Linked DNA regions of Mus musculus: regions 2, 3, 4, 5, 6 and 7 are each linked to region 1. Evidence: chromatin loops called from intact Hi-C (ENCODE). Cell type or tissue: heart. All regions are shown on one strand. Region 1 overlaps Gm19589 (predicted gene, 19589). Region 2 overlaps Gm28888 (a long non-coding RNA gene). Region 3 has its middle 66 kb from the start of Gm41912. Region 4 overlaps Spp2 (secreted phosphoprotein 2). Region 5 overlaps Gm29538 (predicted gene 29538). Region 6 has its middle 88 kb from the start of Gm34331. Region 7 has its middle 44 kb from the start of Arl4c.

What was found. Peaks named below come from ENCODE experiments on the same cell type or tissue, not always from the same donor. Only the 100,000 strongest peaks of a DNase experiment are listed, where the experiment ranks them.
Region 2: a loop joins it to region 1, with 2.0 times the contacts of the local background. A loop is called at or near these places in 8 of 42 quality-filtered maps.
Region 3: a loop joins it to region 1, with 2.1 times the contacts of the local background. A loop is called at or near these places in 4 of 42 quality-filtered maps.
Region 4: a loop joins it to region 1, with 9 times the contacts of the local background. A loop is called at or near these places in 7 of 42 quality-filtered maps.
Region 5: it touches region 1 in a loop (5-fold over the local background); 14 of 42 quality-filtered maps call a loop at or near these places.
Region 6: it touches region 1 in a loop (2.0-fold over the local background); 5 of 42 quality-filtered maps call a loop at or near these places.
Region 7: a loop joins it to region 1, with 2.0 times the contacts of the local background. A loop is called at or near these places in 5 of 42 quality-filtered maps.

The regions. Positions count from the first base shown.
Region 1 is chr1:88,560,764-88,564,763 of GRCm38, forward strand. It overlaps Gm19589 (predicted gene, 19589), which reads left to right. Exons shown (of 6, transcript NR_037971.2): 6 at 1-1,403. Among named protein-coding and RNA genes, the nearest start is that of Gm41912, 7.2 kb to the right of the region's middle. In heart, a CTCF peak has its summit at 1,771 (motif pointing right); a DNase peak (open chromatin) is centred at 1,778.
Region 2 is chr1:88,484,826-88,488,825 of GRCm38, forward strand. All of the region lies in intron 2 of Gm28888 (a long non-coding RNA gene), which reads left to right. Among named protein-coding and RNA genes, the nearest start is that of Glrp1, 23 kb to the right of the region's middle. In heart, no CTCF peak of the experiment used is centred here; a DNase peak (open chromatin) is centred at 1,696; H3K4me3 peaks cover 319 bases; H3K27ac peaks cover 1,503 bases.
Region 3 is chr1:88,633,982-88,637,981 of GRCm38, forward strand. No RefSeq gene overlaps it. Among named protein-coding and RNA genes, the nearest start is that of Gm41912, 66 kb to the left of the region's middle. In heart, a CTCF peak has its summit at 1,955; a DNase peak (open chromatin) is centred at 1,870; H3K27ac peaks cover 942 bases.
Region 4 is chr1:88,423,257-88,427,256 of GRCm38, forward strand. It overlaps Spp2 (secreted phosphoprotein 2), which reads left to right. Exons shown (of 8, transcript NM_029269.3): 8 at 3,066-3,182. Among named protein-coding and RNA genes, the nearest start is that of Spp2, 18 kb to the left of the region's middle. In heart, no CTCF peak of the experiment used is centred here; a DNase peak (open chromatin) is centred at 1,565; H3K27me3 peaks cover 349 bases.
Region 5 is chr1:88,454,793-88,458,792 of GRCm38, forward strand. All of the region lies in intron 1 of Gm29538 (predicted gene 29538), which reads right to left. Among named protein-coding and RNA genes, the nearest start is that of Gm28888, 3.4 kb to the right of the region's middle. In heart, a CTCF peak has its summit at 2,079 (motif pointing right); a DNase peak (open chromatin) is centred at 2,119; H3K27ac peaks cover 713 bases.
Region 6 is chr1:89,189,263-89,193,262 of GRCm38, forward strand. No RefSeq gene overlaps it. Among named protein-coding and RNA genes, the nearest start is that of Gm34331, 88 kb to the left of the region's middle. In heart, CTCF peaks have their summits at 2,408 (motif pointing left), 2,628 (motif pointing left) and 3,788 (motif pointing right); DNase peaks (open chromatin) are centred at 149, 1,549, 1,949 and 2,389; H3K4me3 peaks cover 733 bases; H3K27ac peaks cover 3,610 bases.
Region 7 is chr1:88,656,651-88,660,650 of GRCm38, forward strand. No RefSeq gene overlaps it. Among named protein-coding and RNA genes, the nearest start is that of Arl4c, 44 kb to the right of the region's middle. In heart, no CTCF peak of the experiment used is centred here; a DNase peak (open chromatin) is centred at 1,861; H3K27ac peaks cover 672 bases.

The DNA of each region.
Region 1 (4,000 bases):
TTTTCATCATCCCTAAATTGGAATCTGCTGCAGAAGCCGTTATCAGCAACCTCGAGCACACTTTCCGGAACAGCAGCTAGAAACCCAAATAAATGCTCTCATTTCCCAAATGCTTGACTCGGGAATGTGAGCCACTGAGTCACAGCTCTTGACTTCAGGGTGACCTGGCTTTTGAGGTGCTGGCCTGAGTCATACCACCTGACCCTACACCATTTGTGTTCTTGGCAACTGACATCGTCTCTGTGTAAGCCAGGCTCCTTCCTCACACTGGGGCTGCTCGAGAATTTCGCAATGTGCAGGGCTCAATGGATGGACCACGGAGATCCTTAAGCACAATGGAATCAAAGATGCCAGCAACTGTTGCCACTTGCTCCTTTGAAACAGTTTTTGAAAAACCCTGTAAGCCTGGCTGAGAAAAGGCAAATAGCCTTTAGTGAATCAGTTTGGCAAGCCAACCCGGATAGAAGATAAATGTGCTGCAAGCACATTTAGCAGCAACAGGACAAAACCACAGGTAGTTCATAGGCACAACAGAGGAGCCTATTCTGCTACCGAGCCCTTCCTGGGGAATACCTGCTCCCCAACTGACCTCTCCACAGGCCCTTTCTAGCACCTTGTCTAGGATGAGATAGGCACATTATTGAATCCTAATGCTCTTCAAAGGCTGATCTGGTTTTCAAGTGGGCCGGTGTCCACCTTCATCTTTATTGTGATCATTGACCCCATTGGTCCTCTGGTCGTATTTCTGGTACCGTGTTCTCTATGGGTAAGGAAAGGAACTGCAGATCCAATGGCCCTTCAGAGACTTCGGTGAAAAATGCACATGATGTTCGGCTGTTCTGGTAATGAAATAGATGCACATTAAAAACAACAGTGACGTGTCTACACCAGCGTCTGTAGACACGGCTCCAGAGTAAAGCACTTGCTATGCAATCAGGCTCTGAGCTCAGATCCCTAGCAAGCATGTAATAGCCTGGTGTGATAGTCCCATCCTAGTAACTTAAACCTAGACCCTTCCACCTCGTGATCCGTCTTCCAGGACTTCACCCCAGCCACTAAGCCTCATATATAAGCTTTTGTAATGTCATGGTTCATAACGGGTAGGCTCTGAGAAATGACCACTGGACAGGTGGGGGTCGGGGTGCATGATAAAGCCATCAAACAAAGTGTGTGAGATTCAGTCTTCCTGTCACATGCCCAGCTACAGAAGAAAACAAAATATTACTTGCAGAGTAAAATATCTAATACTACCTCAGGGTTTGGAAGGAGCCACATGAAAATGGCAATGGAGTCACATCCTGGAGACTGGATAGGCTCATTTTTATTTTTGCATCTATATTTTTCCCTATTCTCCATTTGATTAGAAAGTATGTTACTTTAATAAAAACTTTTTAATCAAAAGTTAATTCAGGACTGAGAAAGGCCTGAATGGACACCAAAGCCTGGGCTGCCAGTTGGGTTGGCTGCTTAGCCTGTCAGGGAGGTTGACAAAACCCACGTTTGCTGCAGGAGGTGAATGAGCAGAGTGGTCGTTCTTGTCCTATAGATGACAAGGTACTGCACACAGGTGTGCGCACACAATCAAGGTGAGGATCTATCTGCTAGAAGCTTCTATCTCACTTTGCCTTAGTACCCTCCGCCTCACTTTCTAAGTCAAAGGCTCACACATGTCTTGCTTTCTCCCCTAGAGTCTCTCTCTACCCAGCCAACTTGGGAGTAGTCCCCACGTCTGACCACTGAGCCTGAGAACAGGCTGTTCCCATATGGCCAGAAGAGGGCGCTGTGGGGCAGGACAGGCTTCTGCCTACTGTTTAACATGTCTGTCCATTGGACAATGGAACAGAACACCCTGGCCACTGTTGCTGCAGGGGTTACATGCAACAATTATACATGATCAGTGTACAAGCTCTCCAGGGATCTGTAGCTACACAGGACTGGTTTTCCTTTACACTGTCCTCTTAGAGAGTGTGGTTCTCAACAATGTACCCTGGCTTTGCCCAAACTCTCACCTCCCAAGACATCTTTCATCTTCCTCTTTCATGAACAAGGCCACTGTCCTTGCCCGACACGTTTACTAGTAGGGATTTGGGGCCTGTTTACTGTGCACACTTGCTAGATCCAGTACCTGACCCAGTGTGGCCAACTGTTTGAACTCTGAAATAAAATAAAATAAAATAAAATAAAATAAAATAAAATAAAAAAAATAAAATAAAAGATGATCCTGGATCCCTGGGCCAGGAATTCACTGGTTCCATGTCCAGTACTTTGGTCTTTGGACCATGGTGACAAGGCCTTCCTTGTGGCCAGTGTTGAAAGAGCTCTCAGAGCCCTCAGCTTTAGGGGAAGGCCCTCGTCATGACATTCCCTAGCTAACTTACACTTGAACCCAAGATTCTCCTGGGATAGATGTCCATTCGGTCTCTCAGCCTAGGTCCCAGCACCTACTGCCTGCTATCTGGCTCTAGTTTGGTCTTCTGTATTCATTTTCCCCACATGCCCAGCCCAAGACTTCTGTCTCATGGGACCTCTGGGCTTTTAGGCTGACTCTGGCCACAGCCTCTCTGAACCATTGTGTGGCTTGTGCTCTGTGCCTTCCTAGGCAGGACTTCTCATACTTCAGTCCATGAGCATTAGAGTAAAGCCAGAATAGCCACGCAGCAGTAAGTAACACCTGTGGCATGGCTATCGTGTTGTGAGCCGAGAGCTCCCTAGGAAAGTCTGGACCCTCTGGATACACAATGAGGAAGGTTACAGAGTCCTCAACTGCAAAGAGAAGAGCTCATCTCAACCATCTAGAAATAGTGAACAATAGTACCCACTGGCCCTGGGGCCTGGCAATCCTACTCTATTCCCCTGCTCTGACAGGCTTTTCGGGTCCTCATGCCATCAGAGTCATGATCTCACTCAGCTGCAGGACCTGAGACCCAGCCTGACTTTATCCAATGATGTCTTAAAGCCATCGCTGTTCTTGGCTCTGGTCCAGCATCTATCCCTTGCAAGAACTCTTTCCTCCCTATAGGCCCCATTGATAGCCATTTGCTTTCACCTGCTGGGGTAAGCACCCCTTATAGATAGCACTGATGAACAGAAGAGATATGGCGTAGCTTCGGAGCTCAGAGCCCAGCCAACCTGAGTTACGGTATTATGACTGATTACAGATCTGTGCAGGGATGCCCAGGAGCCATGTTTACATCTATTATGTTTACTCTAGGTGAGTTGGACCAGTGGGTAAAGGTGTCTTGGACAGGTATCTCTTTGTGCCCTGTGATCACTCGAGATTCTGTCTCCTCTCACCTCACACCAGTGGTGGTGGAAACCATCTCTGAAGCCAGGCCTCTGCCATTCAGTAATATAACCAGACATTTTAGCAGGAAGGGGAGCTGGGCTAAGGACAGCACTCCAGGACACTGGTGAGAACAGGGAGCTCCAAGGTACTTGGGCTGCTCGATGTGGTCCTCTGAGAGAAGCAGCCTTTACAGGATACAGGTGTCTCCCACACAGCTCTACACGGGCACAAGAAGGAGGTGGAGGACACTAGCCAGCAAGATAGAAGACCTCGCTGCATTTTACTGAACTTTAATTTATCCCAGAGTACTTGGAGTCAGTAACACCTTCAGCAAGTTTTACTATGCATTAAACAGAAGTTGCTGTCCTCCTCTGAAGGAAGAGAGGTTGCAGAAGAGCCAGGGTCCTCATAGAACCCACTGGAAGGCTCTCAGTAGGTCCTGAAAAGGACAAGGTTACAACCAGAGATAGGAAATGCATGGCCAGGACAATGGGAACCCATACTCATCTAGCCAGGGTTTGGTTAGAGGCTTAATTGCTGACATTTGGCAGCTTTCAGGGAACCTTGTGACAAAATTAGGAGTGGAAAAATCTGCGAGAGCAGATGACAACCTGTACATACTGTAAAATACCTCATCCAGGAGATTCTGTAGAGGAATCAGGGAGAGGAGAAGGAAGGGGAGGAAAAGACCCCGATGAAGCATCCCATGCCAAC
Region 2 (4,000 bases), 76 kb before region 1:
TCTTCCAGGTAATCACCCTGTCACAAGATGTCCCCACCACTAGCCACCATCTACCTTCTAGAATATGGACAGGAGGTGAATGCCATCATCATGCTTGCACATTCAGCTTTCAAAATTCTAAGATAAAGAAACCTTCATTTTTCTTGTTTTAAAAAAATGTTTTTAAATTTTTAATGGAATATTGTTGAAGTATTTAGGCTCAGTCTTTCTCCTGCACCACTTGGTTGTTGAGACTTGGTCTCACTGAGTAGTCTAGACTGGCCTTGAACTTATGATCCTCTTTCCTCAGTTTCTGGAGTCCTGAGATTACAGGCGTGCTATGCCTGGCTAAGTACCTTGCTATGTGCAGACTATGTTGTGTCATCTGGGGGGTCTGACTGGGGCTGAAGGATCCATTTTCTAGATGGCCTGTTTCATGGATACAACGCTGGTGCTGGCATCACATGAAATTGAGCCGAGGCTGTGATTTTGCTCTACGTTGCCTCTGTTCACCCACAGGCTGCTTCTCACAATATGGTGGTTGCTAGTTACAACCTTACACTCTGCCTAGCTTTATCTAGATCAGTAGTCCTCAACCTGTGAGTCTCTACCCCTAAAAGACCATCGGAAAGTACAGATATTAATGTCATGATTCATAACAGTAGAAAGGGGCTGGCGAGATGACTCAGCGGGTAAGAGCACTGACTGCTCTTCCGAAGGTCCTGAGTTCAAATCCCAGCAACCACATGGTGGCTCACAACCACCTGTAATGAGACCTAACACCCTCTTCTGGTGCATCTGAAGTCAGTTACAGTGTACTTATTTATAATAATAAATAACTCTTTGGGCCAGAGCTAGAAGGGACTGAGCAAGCAGGATGAGCCAGAGTGAACCAGAGTGAGCAGAGGTCCTAAAAAAAAAAATCAATACCCAACAACCACATGAAGGTTCATAACCATCTGTACAGCTACAGTGTACTCACATAAATAAATAAATAAATAAATAAATAGATAGATAGATAGATAGATAAATCTTTTTTAAAAATAACAGTAGCAAGATTACAGTTAAGAAGTAGCAACAAAAAAAATCATTTTATGGTTGGGGGTCTGTTGTGGTAAATCTTTCCATCCCAGATATGCCCAGGCAATGAAAACACCACACAGTTAATATGATTACATGCTGTGTGCCTAGATTGGGCAGATCTACCGCTACACTACCATCTTCCACATCTATGAGACCCCTTAGAACTTGCAGTTTCTCCAGGCCCTGTGCTTCTGCTCCGCTTTTCTTCTTCTTCTTCCTCCTCCTCCTCTGCATCCTCTCCCTCTTCCATTTTCTCCTTCTTCTCTCTCCACCTTCTGCTCCACCTCCCTTTATCTGCCCAATCATCAGCTCTCCTTCATTTTACAGATTAAGGTGGGAAGCAGGTTTACAGGAAATCACCTGAGTGCAGACTCATTCTTTGTTCTCAACCACTCACAAAAGAATGGAATTACCATCAAATATAATTAGCCTCAGGGCTATCCACAACATCGGTTCCTACAACATGAGGAGTTGTGTTAAAGGACTGAAGCATTAGGAAGGCTGAAAACCACGCTCTAGATACCACTCTAGAAATCGTGAGGCCTGGTTAAGGTTATAAACAGAAGTGGCATTGCATGCTTTGGTGACCTTTGCTGTCAGTGGGCTAGAGGAAATGCAATACGCCTACAAAGGTAGGCCTATTGGGACTGAAGGATGCATTTTCCAGATGGCCATGTATCAGCCCTGTATCAGGGCTGGTGCTGGTGTCACATGAAGTTGAGCTGGGGCTGTTGTCTGAAGGCCATCTGGGTATATTTATCATGGAATGGTTAACTGCCTTCCACCAGAGCTCTGTTCTGATACCACCTGCTTTTACTATAGAGAAACTCTGCTCTCTCCAGCATATTAAATTGTATGACCACAGCTGCTTCAAGTTCTACAAACCTCCGTTTAAATTTCTTTCCAACTTAGTGCCTCATATGGCAAATGGTTGCCCCTCAGGCATGAAACCATGCTTACCGGTGGACGGAGCTCGCCTGTCTCAGATCTGCAAGCCAAGCGGAGCCTCAGACAATAAAGTCACAGAAAGATAGCTCCCTGTAAGACATCATGCTGTTCCAAGCCAAAAGGGAGAATCCTTCAGGATGCAAGTATGAGCTTGGTCCTAAGTTATTCATTTTTGTAAGTACTTTCTCAGACACAAGAACACACAGCACTCATTTGTAAAATCTATGCTGCAGTAAAAAAGAGGGGGTAAGGAGTTACATTTACATATCATGTATTTTGTTTCTTGAATTGATTTTTTAAAAGGTAGACTTTTCTTCATATATATATATATATACATATATATATACATACATATATATATACACACATATATATATATTTATATACTTGCTCAGGTATGTATATGTATAATGTATATGTATACACACATACAAACATACAGACATACAGACAGACACACAGGAAAGAAAAAACAAAACTTAGAATTACCTATCATTACTCTTGACATTGAAATGGTGTCTTAATTGAGTATTACTAAAACCTTGACAAACATTTTAAAATTATTGCACATAGTTCTATCATATAGGTGTATGATTATTTAGATATTGTGCTACCCTTATAACTTAGTACATTTTAATACCATATTCTTGTAGATGTTTTCCTGTTGAAGTCTTCTTTTTGTTTTTTTCTATTCTCATGTTTATGTGTGTGGTGCGTATGTATGTGTAGGTATGTTTTCTTCATGTGTTGATGGGTAGATATGCACCTGTGTATGTGGAGACCCGAGATTGACACTGATGTTAGGAATCAATGCTCTTCTCTATGTTTGTCAAGGCAGGGTCTCTTAATCAAACCCAGAGCACACAGATATTGCTAGCCTGCTTGTTTTGGGGATACTCCAACCTTCTCCTTCTATGCCTGGAATTCCAGGAGGGCCACTGTGCCTGACTAGCGGTTAAGTGGGTTTCCCCAGGACCTGAATTCTAGTTCCCATGTCCATGCAGCAGGCACTTTAACTGCTCAGCTATCTCTTTGGCCCCTAAATTTTTTAAAAATATATTTCAGACATGTTTTAGTATACTTCTTCGCTGCACAACCGTTTATATTGGCACCTACAGGACATGCAGATCCATGCCTGTCTGCTAGCATCCTTTGTACCAGGCACTGTGCTAAGTAAGGGTGTATAGTAAATTGACCTCTTGTGGCTCTGCTCTCCATCCTCATCATCACACAGCCTCCCTCCCTCTCTGTGTCTCTTTCCATCTCATTATACGGACTCTTGCCTACTGGATTAAAGCCGACCCCAGGTCTAGCCTGGCTTCCCTATCAGTCATGTGATCACATCTGTGAAGATTTTGTTTCTCCTTAAGGTCCTGCTAACAAACTCCAGGAGCACAATGCTCCGCCCAGGCAGCAGCCCATACAGAAATGGTCAAGAACCCCGACTGTCCTGTTGAAATCCATGTGTTGATCTTTCTGAACTTAGAGATATCAGAGCTTTTCTAGCGTTGCACAGTAATGAGGGGGGTTGGTTTTGAGATAGGGTTTCACAGTGTCGTCCAGGCTGACCAGAATGACCTTGAACTCATGGAGATCTGCTTGCCTTTGCCTCCCAAGTGTTGGGATCACTGGTTGGCAGGTGCCACCACGTGGGGCAAAAGAGTCACACAGGGATAAAGGGCCATGGACCCAGTGTCTAAAGCCAGGTCTCTAGCTCTAAGACCCTGCTCACAAAGGCTAGCCACACTTGGCCACACTTCTACCAGGAGTGGCAGGGCTTGGGGGTAGGGGGCAGTGAGGCTAGCTTGTGGAGTGGGGGGTGGTGAGAGGGGTGGAGGTAGAAGTGTGCTATGGTGAGATGGTGTGTGATATTTACATCAGAGCCCAGCTGGTCCGAAGAAACAACTGCTTCAGTTCCAGGGCTAATGAAGCCCAGACTAGTGGGTTACAGTGACCTCATTCCTTATTTTTCTCCTTCCTGGAATGGGGA
Region 3 (4,000 bases), 73 kb after region 1:
GCCCAGACCACAGATCATCTCCAGGGATTGCAACTGTCCTAGTGACCATCCTTAGAGCCCTTAATCCTTCTTTGTTTTCAGGCCTCACTTGTACATCAGCTCCCTGGAGTGGCCTGCTTACTCCTGCTCCCTGCCTCAGTTTCCTCAAATGTAAGATGGAATCTCTCATAGAATTTAAAGGCCACAAGAAGTACTATCATGAGTAATGCCCATCAGGAGGAGACTATTCCAGAAATAAACGTGACTGTATCTCAGCCTAGGAGTTGAGAGAATGGTCCTTTCTCCTGCTAAGCCTAGACTCATGTGTGTTTCCTCTGTACAGCAATACGGGCAATGGACAAAGAAGTGCAATGGACTGGATCTAGTTTTTCCAGTCTCGAGTGAGTACCTGACTCTGCATCTAGGTTTCCATGGTTGCCATCCTCTCTTGGTCGCAGAACATCAGTTCTCAACCCGTGGGTCACCACCCTCTAGGCAAACTTCAATCTCAAAACAGACACAGTCACAGGCACAGGCACATGCACACGTGCACGCGCACGCGCGCGCACACACACACACCACAGTAGTAAAGTTACAGTTATGATGTAGCAACAATAGTAATTGTATAGTTGGGGGTCACCACAACACAAGGAACTATATTAAAGGGTCTCAGCATTAGAGAATTCGAGAACCACTGTTGTGGAGGAAACTGAAAGAAATGAGGATTCCTGGGGTGTGAGTTCTATGGTGGGGTTTTACTCATGCATTCAAAGGCATACCAAGGCTGATCAAGTCCTCACTGGGGTTGGTGGAGCAACACAGGGAAGCCAGGCTGTCAGCACACTTGTTCGAGAAGAAGCAAGAGAAGTTAGGTTTAGCGTTTGACGTCTGGAGTGGTTAGAACAAGGAGGTGTTCCCCTTACTGTCTGCATGTGTCACTGCTCTCTATACCTGAAATCTACTGGTGTTTCAGTGTACTGGAATGCTTTTAAAACTGCATAATTATCTAGGGCATTGCTATTTTATTTTTCATTAAAAACAGTCCATCATTAAACAGTCCCAGTCTATCTCAGTTTCTATGGGGGAAAAAGACCTTCTGGTTCCCAGGTAAATTAGATTCTAAAGTGACCTTTCTAAGAAGCTATACCCATGAAATCTCAATAATACAGCCACTTAAACAAAACCTGCATAACGACACCACCAGTTTGCATGCCAGCATGGATAAGGGAGATCTCACAAGGCCCCTCCCCTAGATGAAGACCTACAGACAATCAATGGCTACCGAGACGACAATCAGTCTTTACCAGGGGGGCAATCCCTTGATAGGTTATCCAGTCCCAAGCAGTCAGCCTTAAACACATATACATATGAGTACCACTAAATGCACTCAGTATGTTGTATATGTGTGTATAATATAGATAATGTATGCAGTAATAATAATTAAAGAGAGGTTATAAATTATAGAAGGTGTAGGGTAGACTTGGGGAGAAGTTGCAGGGAGAGTTGGGGCAGGGAAATGATGTAAACTAGTGTACTCATGTATGAAATTTCCAAAGAAATAATAATAATTTAAATTTAAAAAACGAACGTCCTCAAAATGATTGTGAAAGGAACTCCATTACATTCATTCTCTGCCTGAGATAATTTCTCATAAGAAAAGTGACCAATACCACAAAGACACTGTCCCCTGTGGATGTCCCCTTCTGGGAGTGTCCCATGAAGCTGTTGGGCTCAGCTCTGAAGGAAGCGGGAAACTCACACTTGTTTGAACAGTAACTAGTAACTGACGGAAAGAAAAAAATAAGGCTTGACCGGAAATAGGGGGACTCCTTACACAAAAGAAGGAAGTGCGGACTCAATAAGAAATGAGGTGAAGTTTTGCAGAGAGGAAACAGGCGCAGGCCATGTTGATAGTGAGCCTAGAAAAGAAACTGCCCTGGATTTACCCCACAGCTGGAGAAATAAATCCAAATGCCTCCTGCACTGGGGCATAAGGCGGCGCTGCGCCCCGCGCCTGTCGCCCTTCTGGGGATGTCGGGGCTAGAGACTGGCCTCAATGTACAGTGTGGACTGTGGTTAAGCAAGAGGACAGGTGCCCAGTGGGTTTGGACTGAGAACACAGGGTGGCAGACCCTACCCTGCTCTGCACTGATGACACCTTCATGAACAGAATAAGTCACTTCCATTGCAGCAAACTTAGAGCCAGACAACCGGTGCCCCGCCTTTGCTCTCTGCTACCTGGCTGTACATGGGCCAAGCATTCCCCCAAAGCAACCATTTCTTCTCTCTAAGACAGGATAGAGATGCTCCCGGCTCACATAGGGATAAAAATGAACATATATAGCCTCGTGCCTGGTGAACAATGGTTTGGATTATCTACCCATTCTTGCCGGTCATTGCAAAGGGGCTGGGAGGATGGGAGAATTAGTAAGACAGAACTTAAGGAGTTCAAACCACAGCACGGCAGGAACTTGAGGCCCCAGCACCAGAAACAGATAGCATGGCGTGGCAGGATCTCCAAAGAGGCCCAGAGGGGTCTTTCCTTCTTTCTTTTGAGGGCAATAAGGGTGTCACACAGCAAGAGCCTGCATTTATTCTTGTCCTGGATCTGTTGTCTGTGGGTCTTCCCACCCTCTATCACAGACCCTTTCTTTCCAAAATCCAGACAAAATGATACTGTGACTTTCCTCATAGAGGGTTCTAGCTGCAGATGTTAAACATGGACTTCCTGCCAGCATTGTATGTGATCATGAGACTTCATCTAGAGAAGGATATGTCAGCACTGGGCATGTGTGGAGATTCACTAAGGACTCGATAGATGAAATGTCACCCTGCTTCCTGCTCTGAGAAGCTGCTAAGGATGTGTGTGTGTGAGAGAGAGACAGAGAAAAGAGAGAGAGAGGCGGAGAGAGAGAGAGAGAGAGAGAGCACCCCAAGCTTGCCCTCTGGTCAGTGTGTCACCTACAGCTCAGTGCTTAGATGTCTGTAGGAACCCTGCCTCTGGCTGGGGCTTGTAATCTGCAGACCAAGTGACACAGCTTCCTGATTCAGTTTCATCTTCCATAGCCTAGAAAAAGCTTTCCTTTTTCTCTTCTCTCTTCTCTTCTCTTCTCTTCTCTTCTCTTCTCTTCTCTTCTCTTCTCTTCTCTTCTCTTCTTCTTCTTCTTCTTCTTCTTCTTCTTCTTCTTCTTCTTCTTCTTCTTCTTCTTCTTCTTCTTCTTCTTCTTCTTCTTCTTCTTCTTCTTCTCCTTTTTTTAAAGAAGAAAGCAGAGAGCCAGAAAGTAGCAAAGCAGGAACATCATTGGAACTGACCCTAGAGACACTTCCCTGGGGGTTCTGGGAAAATCTGCAGCACTCACACAAGTGTCAGAACAAGGGAGGTCTTGAAGGAAAGGCCTGGGGTTCAAACGTGGCTGTTACGTGGAAGGCAGATATCTTAGTTTCCTTTTGTGGTGCTATGATAAAATGGCCTGACAGCTTTAAGGAAGAGTTTATTTCAGTTCACAGTTACAGGTTGTGGACTACCATCCTGAGGAAGTCAAGGTAACAAAGAACAATGAATGCTTGGATAACCACACTCAGCTCACTTTCTCTCTCCACCCTCACATGCTCCAGAATGCTTGCCTATGGAATGGTGCCACCCACAGTGGATGAATCCTCCTAACTCGATTAACACAATCAGGACAATCCTGCCAGAAATGCCAACAAATCAACTTGATTTAAGAGACCCCTCATGGAGACTTTCTTCCTAGGTGATTCTAGATTAACCAACCATCACAGCTGGGAGGCCTAAGGATAGCAAGATGCTGCTAGAATGCTTGACTTTGAAGGCTGGAGTCCTCATCCTTGATCTTTGCACAAACTGCAAAAATTCCTCATTCAGTGACATACTATGGTCATGGAGAGGTTAGGGTTGAGACAATGTTCTCACCTCCTTGGGGGTCAGCTGGGCTAGATTGTCATCAGTTCTTTTGACATCCTGGGGAACCCTCGTTCCCCCACTCTGCCCTCTTCCCACTGC
Region 4 (4,000 bases), 140 kb before region 1:
GGCCATACTCTTGTTCTACTGAGGAGGCAGCCCCAGTGTGCTCCAGGCTCTGCTGATCTCTTTCTAAACCTGCACCACTGACTCTGACAGAAATCCAACCCTGAGATCGAGGCTCAGCACCTGCAAGGCTATTTGGGATGTTTTTGTTTGGTGGGTTTGGTTTTTTATTTGTTTCTTTTTCTTCCCATTGAGCCATGGATTCTTTGCAGATGTCTTACTGGTTATCCTTATTGTTTTAGTTCAATGACTAGTGAAGATATCCCGAATGTCTATATAAGGTTACTTATAAAAATATCCCTATTGATTTCATTAAATAATCAGGGTAGGATGGGTGGATGGTTGGTCTTAGTGAGCTTGCTATTCTAAAAATGTGAATCCCATTTTCTCTGTTTTATCATGAGCCTGCCTTAGTCCCTGGATTAAACTAGAAACTGAGCAAGTGTGTCTATAATCTAGTAAATACCATTCCAGTCTTCTCTAAGGTTGCCAGAAATGATTTAATACTAGAGTAGAGAGTAAAATCTAGTACTTAGTAAAAGAGTCGTGATGTTGTTGGTGGGATTCTAAAATACATAGTTTGGAAAACCAAGGTCCAATTCCCGTGTTGCAAAGGGTCTGCTTCTTTATCTTTGTAGTTAGGACAGTTCTGTCTTGGCAATTATGGACTGGCCGAAAGAATCTGAGCTGGGGTGTTTTCCTTTATGCTTCTCTGTGGCTGGCATTGGGATTGTTAGCTTGTGCCTAAGAGCAGTGTCAGAGGCGGGTCTGATGGTGGTTTTGGCCCATAAGTCAATGACAAAAAGATGAGTGCCCCGATTTTTCCACAGCCACTGTTGATTCCTTCAGCCACTGTTGATCAAATGTCCTCTCTGCACCTAGAGAGAGCATGACTCACAAATATGCTTATTGCCTTTGCACCCACTGTCTTGTGTCAATCACATCACATCATATCATATCCTATTGTATTGTATCACACATTACCATACCATATCATATCATATCATATCATACCATATCATACCATAGCATATTATAGCATACCCTACCATACTATATCACACTGTATCGTATCATATCATATCATATACCTGCCATATCATATCATATACCTGCCATATGATATCATACCATACCATACCATATTATATCATACCATATCATATCATACCATACATATCATATCATATCATATCCCTGCCATACCATATCATATCCCTGCCATACCATATCATATCATATCATATCATATCATATCATATCATTTCATATCATACCATACCATGCCGTATCATATTGTATTGTATTGTATTAAATCATTTGTTTCTTAGAGAAGGGAAGCAAGGAGGTCAGAGAGGCCCTGCTCATAGAGGTAGTGTTGGGATTTGAATTTATCTTCTTATGCCTGCTTCCCACGCGTCTGTTTTCTTCTTGTGATACATCTGTATACGAAACTTCAATGCTTGAGATACATTTGCCATGTGCTGAGTGGCACTATATGTACTCTTGCCAAGTAGCCAGCCACAGCTCTGTGTGAGCCATGTACTTACCACCACCAACCAGGTGGGGGCACTGTTCCCTAACACCTGAGGCACGTTGGCCTTTGGGGAGTGATTTCATTGTTCATGTTTCAGACTCACTGGTGAGAATTTCTTGTTATGATCTCCAGAACATGCTTACCTACAGAAGGAGCGAGACTCCACAAAAAGAGTGGGGGACCTGCACGGGGGCCCCAGAGGCAAAACCTGACCACACCCCATTCTCCACTTTCCCCTGGCTCTCATTCCTGCCTGCTCTGCATCTCTTACCAATGCTCTACCACATACAGTGACTTCCCAGGATTTGCAGTGGTTATGCTTTGATGTGCTTGCCTGGGGTCGATCCGATCCATCCCTCCAGGTTGAACTTAGTATGCAACAGCATGCCACCCACTTCCACTGACTACTCCACTCCAAGCTTAAACCAAAGTTCTTCCTTAGAGACCCACCTGTCTCCCTCATGGCTGTGACTAGCATGCCACAGACATCAGTTCAGGCTTCCTTCCTTCCTTGCCCCTCTCCATGTTCTTGGCTCCTCTTCCTTTCTAGCTGAATGTGTCCCAACTCTTCCTGGCAGTTCTTGTTGCCCTCAAAGACTCAGTCACTAAGTCCCCTTAATACAAGTTCCAGGGAACCCTATTAACCTGAAGAATGAAGTCTGAGGTCCTGAGGACTATGGCATATGGGCAGCCCCCCACCCCAGTGTGGTCTCTGTCTGCACCCCTTATTGACATCCTGCCTTCCTCTGCCTCTGCCTCACATGGATGTCTCACACAGTGTGCAATCCCCACTAGATCCTGGGTCTCACGTTCATCCCCAGGTCCGGTCCAGTTCACCTGAGTGCACCTCACTCTGCACTGCCCTTTTCAGGGGCTGATTCCCCCTTGTCTCTGTAGTCAGGCATCTAGAATCTCATTTACAGTGCGTAGTAGGGCGACATTCATCTTCTCCACTGGCTTATGACTTTAAATATTTGGGGAAGTCAATATCGTGTCTTTTTTTTTTTTTTTTAATCTTTACAACCCTCCTTAAATGTTCCACACACTCTTGCTTACTGCACAGATTAACTGATGGGTGGCTGAGCGGATAGATTTGTGGAAATTTGGTCTCTAGCCCTATCTCCTCAGACTGTCACAGCCTCTGGCCAGCCACTGCTTTGATTGGCCCCTCTGTCTCTCATTCACAGACTGATGCCTGGCTAGAGCCCCTGCAAGGAGTTTCTCTGGTCTTCCCTGTTTTGAGACATGAGTTCCTATTCTGTGGCTGTGTCTCTGTCCCCTGATCAGGCTACCTCATCTACCTGTGGTGTTTCTCATCCTGTCTTTGGTCCAAAGCAGGCTGCTCAATGTGGAGCTGTTCAAATCTCCTGTAGCATTTAGATCACTTTCTGAGCAGTGCCCAAGCATCCCAGGCTGAGCCTCCAGCACAGGGATGCTAATGCACACTGTGGTGGTCTAACCTGCCCTTCCTTCTCAGGGTGCAGATGCATACTATGGTGATCTAACCTGCCCTTCCTTCTCTCTTGAATAGATTTCATGAAAGAAAGAGAAGCAGAAGCTGAAATGAAGAAAGGCATGGAGAATGGTGTCTTTTTCCTTTTTATAATCTCCACTCTGCAATAAAGATCTTTCCCTTCCTTTACTGCTCTCTCATTGTCTGGTTTGGAATAGAGCATCACTAAGTATCCAATTTCAGATTAGAGCATCACTAAGTATCCAATTTCAGATGAGAAATTGATGTTAGGAGGCATGAGGAGGATGCTAGGGATGGAGGCTCACAAAGTAACTATGTTTCGAGTGTTTTCAGCCAATTGACAATAGATATTAACATCTTGTTAAAAGCAAGCAGACTCAAGCATCCTGTTGTCTTTCTTTGTAAGTCATCATGGTGACTTTTAGGGCAGGAATACTCTCCCATATGATACAGACAACATGGTACATAACACCATTTGCTCCTTAAGCCCCAGAGAATGGATGAGACGGCACACACCCATGCAGTGGGATGTGACTGACCACACAGCAGCCTGGGTCATCAGGTGGAGAAAATGCTGACACAATAGCGCAATCTGCTAATAACAGAGAACATCTTTGGTGGGAGAACAGGTTACTTTGTACACTGTCCTGTGTTTCTGTACACATAGAACTGTTCCAAGAATAGTTTAGTGGACTGGGGAGACGGCTCAGTGGGTGGGATTGATCAATGCCCATAGGAACCTGAGTTTGAATCCCTAGATCTCATCTATTTAAAAAAATAAATAAATAAAACCAAGGCTAGGTATGGCCACACATGCCTATAGAGCTTTGGGTTCAGCAAGAGATGCTTCTCAAGGAAATAAGGCAGGGAGTGAGGGAGCAGGGTACCTAGGATCTTCCGCTGCCTTCTGTGCGCTTATGGATTTTAACTAAGAAAAAAATTGATTAAGTGGCTAAAGAGTAAGACTCATTGCAATCGACCACTGTGCCTAT
Region 5 (4,000 bases), 110 kb before region 1:
AGAAGCCATTCTGTAATATTCCATCTGAGGATGCTCTGAAGACCAGCCCTGCTGTAGGCCGGCACTCAACACCAGTGGCAATGATGACGTCTCATTACTGAAGAACTAACTTGGCTCCTTTCCTGTTCCAACAGTCCTTTGGTTTTCCCTAACTGAGCTGGCTAGAGGGTCAGGATGTTAATTTTTAGCGAGTGCTGTGCCTTCCTCTGCAGGTAGGACTACCAGCCTTCAACTCCTTCTGCTCTTGGGTGGGGAGACCCCAGACCACAGCAGCCTCTGTGCTTCCCTGTGCTCCAGGGAGTGACAGTCAGCAGCCAGAGGTCTGTGGCTCCCAGTGGTCAGAGGTCTGTGGCTCCCAGCGGCTTGCTGGGAGAGTACTGGGCTCAAACCTATCACCTAACTCCTTCAGGAGAACTGTCTGCCTTTTGCCAGCTTCTTAGTTTGTTTTTCCCAGAGTGGGAGAGAGGAAGAAAGAAGGGGGAGGAGGGGGGAGGACAGAGGGAGGGGAGAGGGAGGGAGGGGAGGGGGAGGGGAGGGGGAGGGGAGAGGGAGGGAGCAAACTCAACTAACTGGCAGGTGGGAATTGTAAAGAATCGAAATTATTTAATTTTGGTTTTGCACCTTTAGATGACACAGTGTGTTTGTCTGAGCTCCCTCACACAGTTTAGGAATTTTATCTTCAAGCTGACCTCAGACTCATGCTATGTACATCTGATTATCTTTATAGATTTTATTTAAAATGTGTGTGTGTGTGTGTGTGTGTGTGTGTGTGTGTTACTGGGGGTTGAACCCAGGGCTCTGTGCATGCCAGGCCAGACCTCCACCACAGACCACTGTCTCCAGTGTCGTTTTTATGGATTTTTTTTTTTAAGTGAGAAATGAGATGAAGGCATTTAAAATGCAGCCAGCCCACCTTTGTTTGAACTGGGAGCTTGCAATGTGTTTCCTTTGAACAACAGGCCATTTTCAAGTTTGTGAAAGTGGTGATGCTCCTCTGCTGGGTCTGGGGAGGCAGTGGTCCTGTCAGGGCTTGCCCATTCTTAAAGAAGACACAGAGTACAGCTGTATCTCTGCTATGTACCGGCTTCACCCAGAGTGACCTTCCCTGTCTGCACATAGGACCTGGGGACGGTATTCCTGTCTGATCCAGCCTAGTGCCAGGAGCAGCTGGGGGCCACTCCTCCAGTCCAGAGCTGGTGCAGTGATCCAGCTAGCCAGTCACACATTTTCCTGCTGCCCTGCCTTCCTTATCCATGGAAGTCAGAATGCAGGCTTCGGCCAAGCTTTCCCCTTATCCCATTCTCCTAGGGTAGCTTCTCCATGTGAGTCTGCCTCAAGACACTCCCTCTTGCCTCTAGATATCTGTGAGCTCTGAAACACTGGTTTTCCCCAAGCCTCCACTGTCTTCCCCTTGGCCTCAACTAACAATCTCACAATAGAACATGCAACACCAATCCAAAAAAAAAAAGCCATGGGCCGTTTCCTACCACTAAAATCCAGGGCCAGAATAATTATGCTATAAAACAGTAGCACAATCATTGGAGATGGGAGATAGATGATTTTATTAACAAATTAGAGAGCCAAAGTGTGGTTGCAGCTTGTTCTGAGCTGAATGCTGGTGTCCACGCCGGCTGGAAATGGTGTGTGTGGGGAGCCTTGTAAGGAATCCCAGAATGAACTCGGCTGCAGTTAATTACAGGTTATTCTCAGCAGACTCATTGTGCCATGCTAGACAATAGTTTTCTAATTCCTTTTCCTACAGGTATAATAATAGCCCTTGGGTTTCTGGAATATATTTAAGTATACATACATGTTCATTAGCCCGCGATTCACAGATCTAACCCAGTGTTCGGTGTCACCCCGTGCTAATTTTCCCTTGAGAATAACAAACTTAATAGGCTTGGTAGACTAAAAGCTACATAGCCGTCGCCTTACGCTTTCGAAGGATGGGTAGACAGGGTTTCACAGAACTGTAATCTAGGGGTGGATAGAGGAAGACCCTGCCCCCTAGTTGTCTCTCCTTCATCCTGCTCTGTACTGACCTAGTGCCTGTAATGGCTGAGGTTTCTATTTTACTGCTTCCTGCCAGCAGAGGGCGCTCCCTAAGAGCATGCCATACCTCCTTAACCACAATGGAACCCTCTCCAGAGGCCTTAAGAAGCTGGCTGTTATGCTGAAAGGAGTCTGATATGGCTGTCTCCTGAGAGGCCCTGCCAGAGCCGTACAAATACAGAGCCAGATGCTCGCAGCCAACCACTGGACTGAGCGCGGGGTCCCCAATAGAGGAGTTAGAGAAAGGACCGAAAAAAAAAAAAAAAAAAAAGAGAAAGGACCGAAGGAGTTGGAAGAGGTTTGCAACCCCACCGGAAGAACAACAATATCAACCAACCAGTCCCCTAAGAGCTCCCAGGGACTAAGCCATCAACAAAGGCATACACATGGCTCCAGCTGCATACGTTGCAGAGGATGGCCTTGTCATCAATAGGAGGAGAGGTCCTTGGTCCTATGAAGGCTCAATAGATGACCCAGTGTAGGGGAACCGAGGGTGGGGAGGTGGGAGTGGGTGGGTGGAGTAACACCCTCATAGAAGCAGGGGGAGGGAGGATGGGATAGGGGGTTTCCACGGGGTGGGGGGTGGGGGTGGAATGGGGAAAGGGAATAACATTTAAAATGTAAATAAAGAAAATATCCAATGAAAAAAAATGAAAAAAGAAGAAGGAGGAGGAGGAGGAAGAAGAAGAGAAGAAGAAGAAGGAAAAGGAGGAGCAGGAGCAGGAGCAGGAGCAGGAGCAGCAGCAGCAGCAGCAGCTGGCTGTTGCTTCCAGGCCAGCAGGAGAATCACTTCTTCCCAGTTCACTATGACAGTCTTACGTAATATCAGCTAATCAAGAAAGCCGCTTTCCATATTCATTACCCAGTTACATTCCTTTGGTTGGAATCCCATCTCAAGTCTAGGTCCCCGAAAGTTACTCCATTATGTGGGCCTGAATTTCTGACTCAAACTCCGCTTCCATAAAGTCCTGCCTGAGACACCTGCTTCCTTTCTCATTGGACTTATCTATTTTGTGTGTATGTGTATTTGCCTGCATGTATGCCTGTGTACCCCATGTGTGTAGTAATCACAGACTGGATTCTTTTGGAACTGGGATTTCAGATTGTCATGTGTTGTCATATGGGTGCTGGGAACTGAACCCAGGTCCTGTGGAAAAGCAGCTAGTGCACTTAGCCACTGAGCCAGCCCCCAACCTGCTTCCTTTCTAAAGAGCCTTAGTCATACAGTGGTTACTTGCTGAGGCTTAGTACCAGGGAAGCCCAAGTTTCTTTCCCTGCCCCTTCCACTAACTCCTGGTGTGTACTTGTTACTTAAGCTCTCTGGCTTCAGTTTCTCTACTAATGAAGCACATACAGAATAAGAACTGGTAGATTAAGAAGAAAGAGGGTATCTAAATGTGGGTATCATATATGCCTGAGAAAGGGAACTTGTGTTTATTTTATCCAAAGGAAAGGGTAGGGTCTAGATACACAAGCTGTGTTTATGAACAGTTTGAAATCACACCTGTGCCTTCACCTACATCTGAAGCAATTATACAAGCTCTTCAAGCAATGGCTTTGATTTGTCTTTGGTAGCTGTGGGCACCAACCAGAGTGATGTCTCTCTGTGGCCATGTTCCAAGGCCATGGACCCACGTGGCAATGCTGTCTGGAATTACTGGGCAGCTAAAGCCAAGGGTCAGGTCCCACTGTATTTGGAAGTAGGGGATCGGAGCCCTGTCTCTTCGTTCTTCAGCAACTTGTTAGATCAGATGTTCTCAGCTTCTACTTCCAAGGCCCCTCGGAGCCCTGAGCAGCTGCATAGCTTAGGTCAGGTGACCTGCTTTAGAATTTGCCTGAGTATGGAGAGGACAGCAAGTCGGCTCACAGGGAGCAGTGATATAAATCTTTCATCCATGTTCCATTATGAATGACCTTATAATTTGGGGTAAAGAATTTGAACGTTACT
Region 6 (4,000 bases), 630 kb after region 1:
TGTTAGTAATCAGGCACCTCCTTGGCCAGCCCAAAAAGGACCCTGCGACAATGTTAGCAATCAGGCACCTTCCTAGGCAGCCCCTGAGGGACTTGGAACAATAAGACGCGTCATCACTAGCTGCCCAGAGGCGACACATTTCCACTGTTGACCCTGTCACATGTCCTCCTGCACATGCCCTATGCTCCACCCCTCCCCTCCCCCTCCAGGCAGCATCTGTACCGCTGTCTTTTAATAAGCCTCCATATGAGACCTGCCACTTAGTTCCATCTTGACCAATCCCAGATCCCAAGTTCAAGTGTCATGATTGACAGCATTCTGTCTAAACTCCACCTCACAGTTACCTGGCTAGCCAGGTAGACCTGACCCACAAAAAAGGGGCTGATTGCCCCATTCTTCCTCTCATTCTTGTTGTCTCTTGTTTCTTTGCTTCCCTCCCCTCCCCCCCCCAACACCTCCACACCCCACGTGCTCATGGCCGGCCTCTTCTCCTCTACTGCTCTCTCTCTTTGCCTTTCTCTGCCTCTACTACCCTCTTAACTCCCCTCTGCATGCCCTGAATAAACTCTATTTTATACTATACCTTTGTGTGGCTGGTCCCCCAGCGGGGAGGGATGCCTTGGTATGGGCCTGTAGAGACACTCCCTTCCCCTCCATACTGCATCACACTTCCATAGAACATATTCCCTTCTCTTTATATTTTTTATAAACACATCAATAATTTCAGCTCTTGGGAGAAATTGACATCTTGTGTGTACTCCACAACATCTAAGAGAAAGTCCCCAGTTCTCAGGCTCTGTGGGGCAGGTGACATACCTACCACAGCCAGAGGACAAGCCTATTTTGTACAAGAAGCCAGCACCAACCTTAGTGTAAAAGGCAGTTTAAGGAGTCTGTTATGGGCCACCGAGGAAGATGCCCTATCACATAAAACCTTCAATCCATTCTATCCAGCCTAACACAGTTCACATGTCAGGGCTACCCACACATGGTTTCTCAGAAAGGGAAGCCACATTTCCAGCCGTCACATTGAACTAAGATTGTTTAAGGAGCTGAGACAAACCTCTGGATTAGCTTTATGTATCCAGAAAATTAAATTAACTAAAGCGTTGGCCCCCAAGGCAGCCGGAGAATCCGTTTCATTTTGTAAATCCAGATCTCCAAAAGCCAAAATGCATGCTCTGTGAATGGGGCCCCATGACTCTCTTCCAATCCCTTAAGCTTTCTAAAATCATTATGTATTATGCTGATAAAATAATTTACCCAGGGCTAGTTCACGGTGGAATGGTATCTCAGTGCACAGTCATTTTCTTAGACTAAAGTACCATTTCTCCTTAACGACAACGCAGCAGCGGAGGCAAATGTATTTGGAGTAATTCATTATCCTCCCTACAGTCCGGGAGATTTGCTCAAGGGGTCTTTGGCTCAAGGTCAGGTGACTGAGACCCGAGAATTGCAGAGGGAACCAAGTCAGCCATGAGGTAAAGCATCAAAGCAGAGCCTTGGAGATAAGGGGACAGGAAAGGGGGCTTCTTGTGTACAAAATTCCTTGGGAAGGATTTCCCGTCTTGTAAGAGCATTTATGCAGCTAGGTCTCAGCGTCACACCATGTTGAATAAATAAACCGGCCTCGGAACATCTGCTTCCTGGATTTGGAACTTATTATTGACTTAATCCCATAGTTTGGCCCAGGGGTGTTTTTTTTTTTTTTTTTTTATTAATTAAAAGCGGAAGTCCATATTTTTTTCACCATGGAATTTCCAAATCATCAAAGTACAAGACAGAAGTTTCTAGAATGGCTTTGATTCTTACCCTCCCCCTCCCCCTCCCCTCCCCCTCCCCCTCCCCCTCCCCTCCCCCAGGGCATTCAGCACTGAAAGAGACCAGAGGTCACTCAGGGGAGGAGGGATCCAGAGCCAACAGGTTGAGACTAGAAGAGAGGTGGGGGCGGCTATGGGCAAGTTCAGTTTTATAGAGGCTTAGAAGGTGAAGGTTTCTGGACGCCTTGGAGACTAGCTACTGCCTTGGCCGCTGGGGAGGAGGCTGATAAGCTGAAATCACATTCCAAGCATGCCATTCCAGAAGGAGGGTAAGAGTGCTCAGCAAAGTCAGCTTCAAAGAGGGGTCTGCATCTTATCTCAGTGAGAAATTGCTGAGACTTGAAGAACCACTAAAGGCCAGTGCCCTTACAGATTTCTCTGTCAAAATTTCTATCCGAAATGACGTCAAGATTGCACTAAGAGAACCGCAGTGACCCGCTGTGGAAAGCAGATTGCAGGGTTGGAAAGATTAAGAACACTTACTTCGCGCTCTTGGAGAGGACCCCAGCGGATTTCCACTGTGAGTCACAAACATTTCTAACCCCAGCTCAGAGGGATCTGGCGCCCTCTTCTGACCTTTGCAGGCACTGCATGCACATAGTCCACTTAATGCACTCAAATATGAATACAGGACTGGAGAGAGGGCTCAGTAGTTAAGAACATTGACTCTTCTTTCAGACAACCTAGGTTTAATTCCATCACCCACATGGCAGCTCAAAACTGCCGGAAAACTCCAGGTCCATGGGACCTGACTCCCTCTACTGGCCTCTTTGGGTACTAAGCAGGAAAGCTGTGCAAACATACAGGTGGGCAAACACACACACACACACACACACATCCTCATAAAATGAATAAACCTTAAAAGAAAATGGATGTCATGTCAGCAGACTCTAGGGTGTTCTAGAACACCCTGTGACAGCAGCCAAATGGTGTGGAGTCCCCTCCTCTAAAGGGACAAGAGAGACAAGACAGAGAGCACCTTTCCAGGTCAGATGTTCTGTGAGATACCGTATCTAGGTGACCTTGAATCCACGGCTCCATAGTGTCAACAGGTGACCACATGGCTGGGCCTCGAGAAAGTTCTGTATGAACTGCAGGTGAGCCTGGGAGAAAGATCTGCCTTCAAGCCGGGGAACCTTGGTTGGCCTTCAAAGCAAGGTTAAATCAAGAAATCTGTTCTGCCCTCAAAGATATTGCCACCTGAATTTTCCTCTCCTAGAAGACTCTAAAACACCAGATCCTCTCTGAGAGGCTACACACTTCTTCCAGGAACTCTCCAGAGCAGAGTTGAGCAGGAGGTGTCTGCGGCAGGGTTTGCCTGCAGCTAGACGTCTCTCTGCCTTTCACAGCTGATAAGGCTGGAAAATCTAATCAAGACATTTTAAGTAGCAAGAAAGGAAGGAAGTCCCAGACACTCCTACTTGGGACCTGACTCTCAGCAGCTAAGATAAGAGAGTCAACCAGTCCCACCGAGGCAGGGTCTATGGGGATCAGGGCTTCTGTTCAAGGCTGGAGCTGGGTGAAGTCGGCAAAGAAATGTACAGCAAGCATTCGCCTGAGGAAGTAGCTTATGAACAGTCTCCCAGTCAGAAAGTGATGGGGCCCCAGGGCACTGGTGGAAGCCAGAAGGGTGGATCACCTGCCAGCCAATCAGACAAGGAAGACTCTGCACTGGTGTCAGTCTGGGTCCCTCGCTGATGTGCTTGAACTGTGGGAATCCAAGTACTCGCCTCTCCCGTCCCCTCTCTGCCTGTGTTAATGACTGCTTGCTTGCCTAGGGTCATTGCTCCTCCATGAACCACCCATCTACTAGACCTTTGACGTTCTTCCCAGCTTTTCCTGCTTTTTAAAGGATACAAATCATGGGATCCCCAACACCCCAAGTAGCACACATTGTACTCATGAAACATGAGCATAGCCACTAGGCACTCACCGGACTCAGAGACCACAAGTGCAGTTCCTCCCTCCGCCATAAGGTGGCAGTGTTTTAAATCCAGCCTCTCATCGGAGGCCTCTGGTCCACCAAGATGCTTAGATCTGGATTTGGGCCCCACAGCTTCTTGGGAATAAGGAACTAGATCGTCTTCTAAGAAATATTTGTTTCTTTCTATGTTTCTTTGCTTCTTTCTTTTCCTTACATCCGTTGCTACTTTGTTTGTTTGTTTGTTTGTTTGAGATAA
Region 7 (4,000 bases), 96 kb after region 1:
GTGTTTGTGTGTGTGTGTGGGGGGGGTGTCTGTGTGTCTGTGTGTCTGTGTGTGCATGTAGAGAGCAGAAATCGGTGGTATATGTCTTCATCAATTGCTCTCCACCTTATTTTTTGAGTCAGAGTCTCTTATTGACCACGGAACTCACCAATCAGGCAAGGCCAAGTGGGCAGCAAGCCCTAGGGATCCCCCTGTCTCTGTTCTCCCAGCACTGGGATGACCAAGTGCTTTTTACCTGGGCACTCACTGATATTGTAACCAGCCATAATAGTACTTGTGTCTTCCTTTCAAATGATAGACTACAGGGGCAAAGATTTACTTGAGAGCTGTATCCCAGCTGCCTAGAATAGTGCTGTGTGTGTGTGTGTGTGTGTGTGTGTGTGTGTGTGTGTGTGTAGAAGAAAGAGAAAGGGGGCAAGAGAAAGAAGGGAAGAATGGATGAGGGAAGACTGTAGGGAGGAAGGAAAGAGGAAAGGAGTGAGAGAAGGAGGGGGTATTCTGTTGCTTCCCCTTGAAGGATATCATTCACCTTAGGAGAAGCACAAAGACCAGCACTCGGTCTCTCCATGGTAACAGGAACTAGTAGTTCTGTGGTCTTTGACTCCAGCTGCCTGCCTCTGTGGCTATTCCCTGACTGGGGCTGACCCAGGCTCTCTGCTCCCATGGGTGGTTTTGCTGGTCCAGGTCCCCCCAGGAATGGCAGAAACAAGCTAAGACCTCACAGTGTGAACGGCCAGAGCCATGGGCACCCAGGCTCTACTCTTTCTGATGGAGGGAGAAGAGAGGAGAGGAGAGGACAGGACAGGACAGGGCAGAAGAGAAGATGGGAAAGGGAAGGAAAAAGGGAAGGGAGGGGAGTAGGAGGAGAGAGTGGGAAAGGAAAGGGAGAGGAGGGGAGGAGGGGAGGAGAGCTCTGCCCTTTTAAATTCTGCTCTGTCTATGCTACCAGATTGACCAACAGCACCCAACTGTTGTGGCCACTCATCTTCCTCCACCCTTCTTCGTCTTCTGTTTCAGGCCCACCTTATCCAGGACCACAGGTGGTTTTGCTCAACTTGAGTTCATCTGTCTTTGGAATTTCCTTCTTGAAACAGACTCTGGTCACAGCCCATTGTACCTTCCAGCCTGTGATGACCCATCTTCACTGTCACCCTGACAGACTTTAGAGTCCTCAAGGAGACAAAGCTCTGGGCATGCCTACAAAGGTGTCTCCAGAGAGGCTTAATTAACTGATGAGGGAAGACCCACCCTGAGTGCAGCAGGCACCATGCTCTGGGACAGTGTCTTAGGTTGAACAGAATGGAAACCGGAAGAATCTGGATGAACACCTGGGTTTCTTTGCTTCCTGACCCACAAGAAGGGAAGCAAGTTCTTGCCCCTCTCCATGTTCCACCCCTCCATGATTGAGTGTGCATCTTGAGCTGTGAGTCAAAATAAATCTTTCCTTCAAATTGTTTTTTTGTCAGTTAATTTGGTCACAACAATGAAAAAAAAATAACAAATGTCCCCGAAGTGGCATCCAGTGACCATCTGATGGCTCTCTGTGGGCCACAGCTGATAAAGGAAAAGGCAAGTCTTCACCAAGACACCTCAACCTGCTTTCTAACAAGGGCTTGTCTACACTCTGACCACCTGCTTGAATAGCAGGCAGTGGCTCAGGAGCCTTGCAGGCTCAGCCTTCCAAAACCGAGTGCCCAGCGCCTACTTCCTTTGGGTTTTCTTTAGAACAAAGGCAATTTTCCCAATGGCTCTCTTCCCCCATTTGGAGTCTTGCAGCCTTTTATAAACCAAGCAAGGCTCCCAAGCCCTGAATGGAAAGTGTTCTGTCACTGCATGTGCACGGCAGCACTCATGTGGGGCACCTGCTTTTCTGGGACAGTTGCCATTTGGAATCAGGCGATTTCCTCATTGTGTGCCTATTTCTGGACAAAGAAGAGGGGAGCTGGACGAGAAGCTGAATGCTCCCCCACATCCTCCAGATGCCCGGCAGCCCCTAGTAAGACTCTGGCTCAGGAAGGTTACATGCCACAGGGAGTAAGGACAGTGTGGAGTGTCCTTGTCCCTCCCCACCCCCACCCTACCTTCTGCCTGACAGCATTAGCTGATCAGACCTTGAACAGCAATGTTTGGGAAGCATGCTTGGACTTAGCCTCTGTCATGAGCTGGGAGGTCTAGGCTGTCTCCTCTCCTGACAATTTGGGAGCTGCAGAGAGTTCAGGTCTCCCTTGTCCATATGACACCTAGACCAACAGAATTTTCTCTAGTAGCCTTCAAGGGCAAAAGGAAGTGGAGCATCTACCTCAGCAATCAAGGCCGCCTTTTCTGGCTACCTGGCTTATAGCAAGCCAGGAGTTCATTTGCCTGACTTTCCCCAAGTCCCTCTCTTCTAGACACCCACCATTTACAGCACTTTGTGAATACCATAAGTAGGTAATGCTTTGAGAAGAAGTAATCCAGGTAGAATGATACACACCTTCCATCCCAGCACTCAGAAGAAGGAAGAGGCAGGTGGGCCTTTGTCAATTCAAGGCTAGCCTGGTCTACATAGTGAGTTGCAGGCTAGCCAAGACTTCAGTGTGGTACTGGGACCAGTATCAAAACTATAATATTGAGGGCTGAAGAGATGGCTCAGTGGTTAAGAGCACTGACTGCTCTCCCGAAGGTCCTGAGTTTAATTCCCAGCAACCTAACCACATGGTGGCTCACAACCATCTGCAATGAGTTCTGATGCTCTCTGATGTATATATATCACACACACACACACACACACACACACACACACACACACACACATATCCCACCCATATGGCATAAATCCAATCTAGAGAGAAAAGATTTGGGCAAATAAGACAGTATGCCAACAAACAAAAGGTAATCTCATGCTTACCATACAAACTGGTTAAAAAAAAAGAGAGAGAGAGACCCATAGAATGCCCTACTTAGCATAGTAACTTTTGAGCTGGATCAGAAAAACTCAAAAGATGAGAAAGGCTTGGTCATCTGCACTGGAACCCCAGTAGATGAGGGGAGACTTTTGGAAATAGATGAGTTTGGCTTGTGGGTGATTGAGGATTTTTGTTGTTGTTGTTGTTGTTGTTTGGTTTTTGTTTTGGGGGGTTTTGTTTGTTTGTTTGTTTTGCACTGTTAGGAATTTATAGTACAAAAGAAAGATTTTCAGTAACTAAAAACACTCTAACACGAATCTCAAACTCTAACTTGGCACCCCCTGAATCCTCCGCGTCCACACCCACAATGAGCGACTACTGAATGTTCTACCTGTGTTTGGCTGAGCACAGGGGCTCTTCCTCCTACCCCGCACTCCTCACATTCGCTTGCTAGTATCATAGCTTCAAGGGGTTGTTTGAATTCTGACAAAACAATAAACAACCCTTATTATGGGTTCTTATATATTTTACTACAATTTTTCTCCCTTTCTCTTCTAGTGATTTAGCGGGAGCCGGCAAGACATAGAAGAGCCATGAGTGACTAAGGATCCATTTGTGCTGATTGAGGAGTTGCACAAACAGCCACATTTCAGCACCGAGGGACAAATGCCACTATTACTTACAAAGTTAGGAGGAGAAGGTATTTTTTTTTACCAGAAATATATATTATATCTCAAAGCAATATGAACTATTTTATAAGTGTGAAGCCCACATATTGTTAACAACAGCATTTTTGAGTTTGGATGTATGCACCTGTGGGTATCAGGCATGTGTGTATTCTTACACATCAAAGACACTCATGGCACCTGTGCAGAGAGGGAAGCACTGAGCTTCTAAGTACTGTGTGGCCGGGGAGACAATGTGAAATGTCCTGTCCTCAAACCCAGTTAATAATAATAATAACTTAAACACTCCTGACAGGAAGGTTTGGGGCAATATTTCTTGACATAGTATGTTTAAATTAACTGGGGAAAACAACTACAATAAAGAAAAGCCAAAAAACGATAACAGCAAAATCCATGCTAGCTGTAGAGTTTCTCATTGGCAGAGTGGGA